2 separate regions of the Homo sapiens genome follow, and region 1 is linked to region 2. A link is a loop called in an ENCODE intact Hi-C map of the cell type or tissue named here. Cell type or tissue: mammary epithelial cell. All regions are shown on one strand. Links, peaks and the distances in the headings refer to the core of each region. The heading gives the core; the rest is flanking DNA.

Region 1 (5,387 bases), core at 114-5,113, 140 kb before region 2:
CTGACTGTTTTCTTTTGGGAGCTTTCCTTCCTCAATCACTTGCATACAAATCATCTCAAGGCAGCTGCTAGAGAATCAAACATTTGGACATCCCTCCAAATCCACCCCAAATGTTACCACTGTTCATAGGTTAATATATAAAAGGATTTTTTTCCTCTTAGATCAATTTATTTATTCATTCGAAGAACTGCCCTTAGAGAAACTAGTGTAATTTCCAGAAATTGGGGTTGTCCCAGGAAATCCAAGATGATGATAATGATGATGATGGTAATAATGATAAATAATTTTTTTTGAAACAGCATGCTAAGTTCCTTAAATGCATTATTTCATTTAACGTTCCAAAACATCCTCTGAGAGTGCTGCTATTCAGGCAGTGCTTCCACCATAATCGTGACCACCCACAGACACATCACTTCAGTTTCTCATCTCCTAATCATTATGATATTTTTAACTTCCATTTTGATGTCCAACCAAAACCTCAAATTCAGTATGGTAATATCTGAATTCATTGCCCCTTCCTGTCCTACAGCCACACTCAGTCCACTGCTCTCCTTGCACCCTGCTTGGTAATGGCCTCCTCCACTCTCTTGACTCATTCCCCCTTACCCCCCAGCCAATCCCAGTTATGCTGATTCGTTTTTTGTCATGACTTTTGGTTCTCTCCCTTCCTTTTCAAATCTAGTGTTTTATATATTCCGTCTATTTCTTCCAACTATCCAAGGCATTTTACCCTCGAGCCCTCTGAGGCCCAGAAGCCTAAAGCATATTGCCTGAAGCACACAGCTGATCAAGGACAGTGTCATCATTGGAACCCACATTCCTTCCTCTGGCTCCAAAGCCCATGCTCTTTCTATCACTGAAGTGTATCCCATTAGCACAAGTCCAGGACTGAGATACCTGCAGGTGTAATCAGAAATTATTTTAAATAATTTAGTAACAGTACTTTAAATAACAGTGTACTACTTAGGAGTTATTCCCTTTTCAATTTTCTTTCAACCTTTTAAAATAAATGGAGAAAGTCCCATCTGATGCTAGAATACTAACGGTATTGCAAATCTTCCTTTTCAATAAAAAGAGAGCAGGCCTAAGGCTCAGAACTTTGGCAAGCAACAAAATCTAGCTAGCATTTACTAACATTGTTTTGTCTTCATGGTTACTTTCTATTTATGGCAAATGACACGAGTTTTCCACGTGTGGTAATGGCAGTCATATAAAATTTTCTTTAAAAATAAATGCATTGAGTTTTAAAAATGAGTCAATAATTTTAAAAATCATAAAAGTTTTAAAAGTGAGTCAATAATTTAGAAAACTGTAGAACACCTGCTGTTCAGAATAGCATAAATCACAAAGATGAAATGTGAATAGCTGAAATATGGAGGATAAAAAAACATAATCAAGTTGTTGTGTAGGATATTGGCAATTTTTGCTTGTCAGCTCCATGGTACTTCTTCCGAATCAAAAATTTATCTCCTCAGTGGCCCTCAAAGCACTTTCTTCCCACTATAGGCTTGTTCAGTTTAGAGTAGACAGGCCCTTGGATGTTACCAAGCCCAACTTCCTATTTCATAAATGAAGATTGAGAAACAAGGCAACTTGCTTAAGGTTACAATAGAATATGAGAGCTGTTTTGGGACTAACACCTAGGTCTCCTAATCCCCCATCCATGCCCTCTCCACTGAACCAAACCGCTTCCATCATATATATATATATATATATATATATACACACACACACATATATATATTATATATATACATATATACATATATATTATATATACACATATATATTATATATACATACATATATTATATATATACATATATATTATATATACATACATATATTATATATACACATATATATTATATATACATACATATATAATATATATATTATATATAATATATATATAAAAATATATAGTATATATAATATATATATAAGATATATATATTATATATATGTGTGTGTGTATGTACATACATGTATATCTGAATGTGTGTGTGTGTGTGTATATATATATATATATATATACATTCACCATCACACAGTGTTCATTCCCATACCTGAAGGAGACTCAAGCAATTCCTCTCAGATTCAGCAAAAGAAGATTCAGTTAAGCACTATACCCTAAGGCATCCATTGCATTGTATGTAGTGACTTAATTTCTCTCTTATGTCCCTAGGAGGGTAAGAGATATGTCCCAGCTTTGGGAAAAATAATTTTCTGTAGGGCTTAATTCTCTTGCAAAATCCCAATTTGAGAAAAGCTGCTAGAGTGTAACCTCTTTGAATACTGATTCTTTTCAGACGAAGGAGTCTTTTGAACGGCCAACTGAAGTCTCCTCTGCTTTAATTTAATGCCGTCTCCTTTTGTTCAGTGCTTCTAAGATGTGGAGAATTTATTAGTATGTCTCATAAAACTCTAGTGTAGCAGGAAATTAAATTCATCTGGTATAATCAGCTGTTTGGAAAGATTTGCTGGTTGCTCTGCTCTAAGTTATGGTTGCCAAGGTGATTGCAAATTGATTGTTTGATGACTTGTTCTAGCATCTTTCCAGGTACTGATGTTAAGTTTAGACATAGACAAACCTAAGCAGGAATAAAAGAGGCCTACCATGATGGTAAAAGGGACTCTAGAACCAAGGGAACAAGGAATGTTTAACCTGAAGAGGTTTTGTTTGCTAAGGAGAACTTTAAGGGATTCTCCCAAAAGCTAGGACAGAGAAGAGACTTGTTTTCGGTGGCCTCAAGGGGGCAGACTTAAGATCCATGGGTAGAAGTGAGAAAATGGATTTCAGTTCAATACTGGGATAGCTAGAGAAATATGCACCTGCAAAAGGGGCTGGTAAGCTTGCTCTCTCTAAAAATACCTCTGAGTTTTGGTGGGTGCATTGTGTAAGAAGCTGACTAGATTGTGAGATGCTTCATTCAAAAAACGCTGACATCCCATCTAGCTATATTACTCAATGATAATAGTAACTTACAGAATCATTCTTCTTTCTAAAGAACCAAGTTTTGTCTGTTTTTTCAATTATTTTTTCACAGCAATCCAAATTAAAGGTAAATTAGCAATTATCCATGTTCAAAGGATCCTATCATACATTTCATACATGCGATTAGATAGGACCAATATGCATTCTATATCTATTTTTTGATTCAAAAATAAGATACTAACAGTAAGGTTTTTCTTCTACGGCAGTATGCTAAGCACTTGACATGCATTTAATCTCATTTAATGTAAATTTAATGGGATAATGCTGTACAGAGACATTTTTAAAGACAAGCATTTTAAACTATTGTTTGAAAAGAAATCTACAGATGTTTCTGTGCTCCAGGATCATACACAAGAAAGGACTCTTGTCTAAGCCAAGACCCAGTATAAGATTTTCCTAAGCATCCAGCTATTGGTGTGAGGGCATGCTCTGGCACCATGGAAGCTTACTCCTATTCAGACATTCATTAGGTAAATCCAGATATGAGGTTTTATTCCTGTTTGACAGGCTGGGAACGACAAATCAGTGTCTTAAGGGATTGACAAAATATGTAATTAGATGCTATCAATCACCATAAAAGAGCCTGCTTTTTCTTACATCAGATAAAGGTGCGTTTAGTCTACTAAGAACTTTCCAGTTCAAATGAAGCATTAACTCTCTAAGGTCATGTGAACAGTAAGCAGTGCTACTCGAACTCCTCTGCTGGGAAATAAAATAACAGCATTAGGCAGGGAAAACTTGTGAGGCCATGAGCAGACCTGGACTCCTAATTTTCCTTAACACTTTGGCCTGGACACTTCTTGTTTTTTCACTTCAGTAACCTCATTTGCAAACTTGGGGGAAATAAATTAACTGATATATTAAGCTCTTTCCCAGTCTAACTTTCTCTAAACCTAAAATCACAAAAGGAGGTCAGGAGAAAAGACTCTTAGTTAGCTGACTACATCTTGACATTTCTACCAGCTTGGTGAAGCAGCAGGGAAAGAGCGTGCATCCATTCGTCAAGGCTGGAGGGCAAAGGCCCAGAACTTCCTAATTGATATAAGCAGATTCTCCTTTTTTTATTATTATTATGCTTTAAGTTCTAGGATACATGTGCAGAACGTGCAGGTCTGTTACATAGGTATACATGTGCCATGGTGGTTTGCTGCACCCATCAACCTGTCATCTACTTTAAGTATTTCTCCTAATGCTATCCCTCCCCTAGGCCCCCACCCCCAAACAGGCCCTGGTGTATGATGTTCCTCTCCCTGTGTCCATGTGTTCTCATTGTTCAACTCCCACTTATGAGTGAGAACATGAGGTGTTTGGTTTTCTGTTCCTGTGTTAGTTTGCTGAGAATGATGGTTTCCAGCTTCATCCATGCCCCTGCAAAAGACATGAAGTCATCCTTTTTTATGGCTGCACAGTATTCCATGGTGTATATGTGCCACATTTTCTTTATCAAGTCTATTCTTGATGGGCATTTGGGTTGGTTCCAAGTCTTTGCTATTGTGAACAGTGCTGCAATAAACATACATGTCCATGTGTCTTTATAGTAGAATGATTTATAATCCTTAGGGTATATACCAGGTAATGGGATTGCTGGGTCAAATGGTATTTCTTGTTCTAGATCCTTGAGGGATTGCCACACTGTCTTCCACAATGTTTGAACTAATTTACATTCCTACCAACAGTGTAAAAGTGTTCCTATTTCTCCACATCCTTTCCAGCATCTGTTGTTTCCTGACTTCCTGTTTTTTTTTTGAGACGGAGTCTCACTGTGTCACCCCGGATGGAGTGCAGTGGCACAATCTCGGCTCACTGCAACCTCCACCTCCCAGGTTCAAGCGATTCTCCTGTTTCAGCCCCCAGAGTAGGTCAGACTACAGGCATGCCACAACTTCTGGCTAATTTTTGTATTTTTATTAGAGACGAAGTTTCACCATGTTGGTCAGGCTGCTCTCGAAGTCCTGACCTCAGGTGATCCACCCACCTCAGCCTCCCAAAGTGCTAGGATTACAGGCATGAGCCACTGCGCCCGGTCTGTTTCCTGATGTGTTAATGATCGCCATTGTATCTGGTGTGAGATGGTATTTCATTGTGGTTTTGATTTGCATTTCACTAATAACCAGTGCTGATGATCTTTTCTTCATATGTTTGTTGGCTGCATTAATGTCTTCTTTTGAGAAGTGTCTGTTCATATCCTTTGCCCACTTTTTCATGGGGCTGTTTGTTTTTTCTTGTAAATTTGTTTAAGTTCTTTGTAGATTCTGGATATTAGCCCTTTGTCAGATGGATAGATTGCAAAATTTTTCCCCCTTTCTGTAGGTTGCCTGTTCACCCTGATGATAGTTTATTTTGCTGTGCAGAAACTCTTTAGTTTAATTAGATCCCATTTGTCAATTTT
Region 2 (5,387 bases), core at 209-5,208:
ATGCCTCTGCCACAGATCTTCTCCTCTCCCCTCTCTGGAAATGAAGGCTGTAGATTTTCTACAATATCAGGGAACCTGCCCCGATAGTCACATAGGTTCTTTTCTATTTTCCCTAAGCATCAGCTGGGTTGAGAAATAAAGGGACAGAGTACAAAAGAGAGAAATTTTAAAGCTGGGCATCCAGGGGAGACAGCACATGTCGGTAGGTTCCGTGATGCCCCCTGAGCCATAAAACCAGCAAGTTTTTATTAGGGACTTTCAAAAAGGGAGGGAGTGTATGAATAGGGTGCGGGTCATGAAGATCACTTACTTCACAAGGTAACAGAATATCACAAGGCAAATGGAGGCAGGGCGAGATCACAGGACCACAGGACTGGGGTGAAATTAAAATTGCCAACGAAGTTTCTGACACCACTGTCATTGATAACATCTTATCAGGAGACAGGATTTGAGAGCAACCGGTCTGACCAAAATTTATTAGGTGGGAATTTCCTCTTCCTAACAAGCCTGGGAGTGCTATGGGAGACTGGGGTTTATTTCATCCCTACAGTTTTGACCATAGAAGATGGCCACACCCAAGGGGGCCGTTTTAGAGACCCACCCTCAGGGGCGCATTCTCCTTCTCAGGGATGTCCCTTGCTGAGAAAAAGAATTCAGCGATATTTCTCCATTTGCTTTTGAAAGAAGAGAAATATGGCTCTGTTCCACCAGCCTCACCGGCGGTCAGAGTTTAAGGTTATCTCTCTTATTCTCTGAACATTGCTGTTATCCTGTTCTTTTTTCAAGGTGCCCAGATTTCATATTGTTCAAACACACATGCTCTACAATTTGTGCAGTTAACGTAATTATCACAGGGTCCTGAGGAAACATACATCATCCTCAGCTGACAGGATTAAGAGATTAAAGTAAAGACAGGCATAGGAAATCACAAGGGTATTGATTGGGGAAGTGATAAGTGTCCATGATATCTTCACAATTTATGTTTAGAGATTGCAGTAAAGACAGGCATAAGAAATTATAAAAGTATTAATTTGGGGAACTAATAAATGTCCATGAAATCTTCACAATCCATATTCTTCTCCCATGGCTTCAGCCAGTCCCTCCATTCGGGGTCCCTGACCTCCCGCAACATACAAAGCTGGATTCCAGGTGTTTTCAATTCATTATTTAATTAATCAGTCTGCAAAGTATATAGTTAGGTATGCCCATCATTTAGGAAAATTAACACACAAGAACCAAAGAACTATACTTTGGTATAGAAATTCACATTACAAATGGGGCTTCTTTAAAGTGAGAGCCCTAAGTATACTCAGGATATGATTTGAATTGTAAAATATCTTTGCTTAACCACAACTCTTTTGGAATACACATAGAGCACACAATGAAGGCCAGTTCAAAGCCTGAGTGTCACAGATCCTTTCTACAAGACGATCTAGGGAAATGGTTCCCAGACCTCAGCATGCATCAGAGTCACCTAGACAGCTCATTAACATGCAGATTCCTGGGCCCTCCTCCAGAGCTGCCTTATCATTATCTCTGGGGGTGGAGCCCAGTAGTTTCTCTACTTAAGCAACTCTCCAGGTGACTGGATGCAGGCAGTCCAAGAGCCACACCTGTGCTAGGTCTTAAAGCTGCAGTACTCCTATGCCTGGAACAAAGCCACCCCACAGCTCCTGGCCCATTGCTCAGTGTGAGGCCATCCATGTGGAAGCCCCCTTTCACTCAAGAGCTGGACCCCAGGCTCCTTTGACACCAGCTGCAAATGCCACACACCAGCTGCCCCAGATAGCTCAGGTACAAGCCCCTCCTAATCAAAACCTCAGGCTTGAAATGCGTGCACAATTACACAGATGGCAAAGCAGAAGGCCACAGGGGAGACGGGACTCACCCAGCAGCAGTGGGCAAGCCAGAGAGCCATGTGGGGCAGAAGGTCTGCTCTTCTGGTCCCTCTGCCAGCCCTGCACAGCCTCCAGGTTTCTGCTACATGGCTCTTCCTCTCAGGATGAACTTGAGAATGAATTAGGTGTTCCTGTTATTATCTGTCTCCAAACATTGTCTTTCTCCTTCACACCAATCACAGTTGGTAGCTATGTAGTATTTTTTGACATTTGTCTTTCTAACTAGACGATGGACTTATTGAGACAGGAGCCTGTTTTGTACCCCAGAGTGTCTAGCACCTAAACAGTGCCCAGCGCATAGTAGAAAGTCAATAAATATGGACAGACAGAAGTTAAAATGATCTCTTCTACATAATAGAAAATAGAAATATTGAAAAAAAAAAAAAAAGAGAGAGAGGTTTGTCATGGCTAGAAACAAGTCTATGCCATGAAGCCCTGGGAGGCAGAGGGAACTTGCTCTCCCTCAGGCCTCAGTGTCCAGACTGAACTAAACAGTCTCTCCCTAGCCTTCCAACTCATAACAGTCTATAGACTTTAAAGAATGGATTGAATAGAAAATGACTGAACATTAGACTTCCACCTCTCTACAGGGGGTTGGGGTCCTAGAGGCCACCCGGCTTTATGGCTTCCCAGCTCCCTCTAGTGGCCAGGGCCATGTTACACTACAATTTTGTGATGGTCTTTGCTTATCAAATTGAGCTGCAATCAGTTATTTAGCTGAGTTAATAAATGAGTGTTATTAAACTGAGTTTAAGTTAGTTTAGAGGTCTGGCTTGAATATAATTAGTAACTTACATACATGTGGAGAGTATTAAACCCATTGAGTTCGTCGTTTATTAATTCAGCATCTCATGGCCCAGTGCCTAATCTATACCTGGGACAGTGCCAGGTGAAAGGATATAGCAATGAGCATGTCAGGGATCTCCACTGCCCATGGTGCTTATATCCTAGGGAGGGAAGGAGATATTCAGAAATTATGCAAAAGTGAGGTGTACACCAGTGGGGTGAGAGTCAAGAAGGAAATATGCAGAGCATTCATGTAGAATACAAGTGGTGGCCCCTCTTCAGGAAGGCTTCTCTGAAGAAACAACGTTTCAGCTTGGGTTTGAAACATGAGGAATAATTATCAAGGCAAAAGTGGGGAGACGGATTGGAAGGAAGGAAAAGGCAAGGAACTCTAGGCAAGAAAGAGCCCCATGAGCTTGAGGTAGTGACAGCGGGCCAGGGTTGCCTGGGTAATGAGCAGAAGACAAGGCTGAAGAAGTAGGTGGTGTTATTATTCCCATCAGTTTCCCACTAATGTGGAAACTGAGGCCCGGAGATGTGACATGAGCTGGTCATAGTGATGCAGCTTCTGGGTAGTGATAGAGAAAAGGGGGCCTGGGGCAGCCAGAGTGGATACTGCAGGATGGAAAGAGCTGGGCCAGGGAGACAGAGGCATGGGGTGGTTTGTGGGAGGGAGGGGGGCACACAGTTCCCAGTGTTCAGACAGCAGTTCTGGGAGGGATTCAGCGGTCATCTAGGCCTCCTTGTCCATGTGCCAGGGGAGAAAGCAGTGAACAGCAAATCTCCTTCACCCACATCCCCAGTACCCAGGCCTGCAGCAGCTGGGTCTGCATCACTGCTCCCCAGAGACACTCCCACCAGGCTCCCGCAGCCTCATGCAAAGCCCCAGTTCCCGTGAGCACCTCCATCTCTCATCCAAACTGTCCTCTCTCAGCCCATGGGCTCTTCAGTCCCAGGCTCTGTTGCCATCACCCTAGGGAGCAGTCCTCAGGAATGAGCTGTGCATGACGGGACCCTGCCCTCCCTGCCACCACCCCCACCCCGCTGCTGCCACTCTGAACTCCTGCCATGTCTCTCCTTTTGAGGTCTGCCCACTGACTGTTCTCCTCCTTCATACCACATTTCCCCATCTCCTAGCCTGGCTCATCCTCCAGATCTTGGCTTAGACATCCCTTCTTCCAGAAGCCAGCACCACTCTCCCTGGAACTCCTCTTCTGAATCCCCCTGGAGCACTGATCACACTGCATATTGGTTTCCTATTTCCTTGTCCACCTCCCCAGCTAAACTTGAGCACCCCCAGGTCAAGGACTACGTCTATCCCATTTTCTCCTATGTCCCAAGCAGCTAACACGGTGCCTGGCACTTAGAAAGTGCCCAGAACTATTTCTTAAATAAATGAATGAATTAAAATAAATGACTCTAAGCTGAGCCACCTGCTTTTTACCACCAGGCATTGTGTTTCTCATCTCCATCTGCCCATCAACCTCTGCCTTCATTATGTCTAACAAGGGGTTCCCTACTGCTGTAAAATAAAGAAAGCAGTCTGCCTCAGCCCAGACAGTGACTGGTCAGTCCTACTCATGGCAACTGCTGGTGTCCCCTAACTTCCCAGGAGAAAGTGCAGTCAGAAGCAATAAGGAGTTGTCTACATTTCAGGCTTGTTAGACATTCTCTCCCCCCAAAACGTGTTTTCCTGGTGACTAGGAATGCATTTCAAAGTTAGATTTTTTTTTTTTTTTACCAATTTATACAGCATTCTGAGGCTTGGCTTCCTCTGAGTGAGGCTCCAAATCATTAGAGACCCCGTGGCTAAAAACCCCATAGGAGACATCTTGTGCAGGGTAACCCCAATATGAACAAGCTTATTCTTCAGCTTGCATGCAAATGAGATCCTGGTGGTTCTGTTCAATCAATGGCATCTAGGTATTGAAGACATACTATGTGCCAGTCTGCATCAAATGATTCTGATCTGTGGAGAAGAGTCAGCTTTATCCCTGCCTTTCACAGAAGTGGCCTTCTAGCAGGAATTGTAGAATTAAGCAACTTATTACAATTATTCAATGACATGCAATGAGATGCAAGCTGAGGAGGATCCCTGAGCACCCTGAAGCTCCCTAGAGTGATGGCAACAGAGCCTGGGACTGAAGTACCTATGGGCTGAGAGAGGACAGTTTGGATGAGAGGTGGAGGTGCTAGGTGCCAAGATAGCTCAGCCTGAGTGTCCTGGCCTGAGTCAAAGTGGCTGCCCTAAAGCTGTGACCTTTGGCCTGAGAGCTAAAGGATGTGTAGGTGTTCACCAGGCTAAGGAAGGGAGAGAGTGTGTGCAGATGCAATGTGTGTGTGCACAGGTATATGTGTGTGCATGTATGTGTGTGCATATGCATGTGAGCATGTGTATGCTACAAGTGTATTGTGTGTGACGCATGTGTCCATGCATGTGTGTGCATGTGTAAGAGCATCTGTATGCCACAAGTATGTTGTTTGTGCATGTGTATGTTACAAGTGCATGTGTGTGTGGGTTGCAGATGCATGTATGAAAACATAGATGCCACGAGTATATTGTCCATATGTGTATGTCCATGTGAGAGCATATGCAGGTGCATGTATGTGAGCATGTGTGTACAAGTATATTGTGTGTACATGTGTGTGCACGTGTGTATGAGTGTACATATGCCACAAGTACATGTGCGTGCAGGTTTCAGG

What was found. Hi-C counts contacts between places; a loop is a spot of excess contacts. Peaks named below come from ENCODE experiments on the same cell type or tissue, not always from the same donor. Only the 100,000 strongest peaks of a DNase experiment are listed, where the experiment ranks them.
Region 1: a loop joins it to region 2, with 9 times the contacts of the local background. A loop is called at or near these places in 63 of 110 quality-filtered maps.

What each region holds. Positions count from the first base shown.
Region 1 is chr5:148,818,246-148,823,632 of GRCh38, forward strand. No RefSeq gene overlaps it. Among named protein-coding and RNA genes, the nearest start is that of ADRB2, 5.7 kb to the right of the region's middle. In mammary epithelial cell, for the core only: a CTCF peak has its summit at 2,758 (motif pointing right); no DNase peak of the experiment used is centred there.
Region 2 is chr5:148,955,263-148,960,649 of GRCh38, forward strand. No RefSeq gene overlaps it. Among named protein-coding and RNA genes, the nearest start is that of MIR584, 100 kb to the right of the region's middle. RefSeq lists an enhancer at 1,155-1,727. In mammary epithelial cell, for the core only: a CTCF peak has its summit at 2,526 (motif pointing left); a DNase peak (open chromatin) is centred at 1,539; H3K27ac peaks cover 1,525 bases.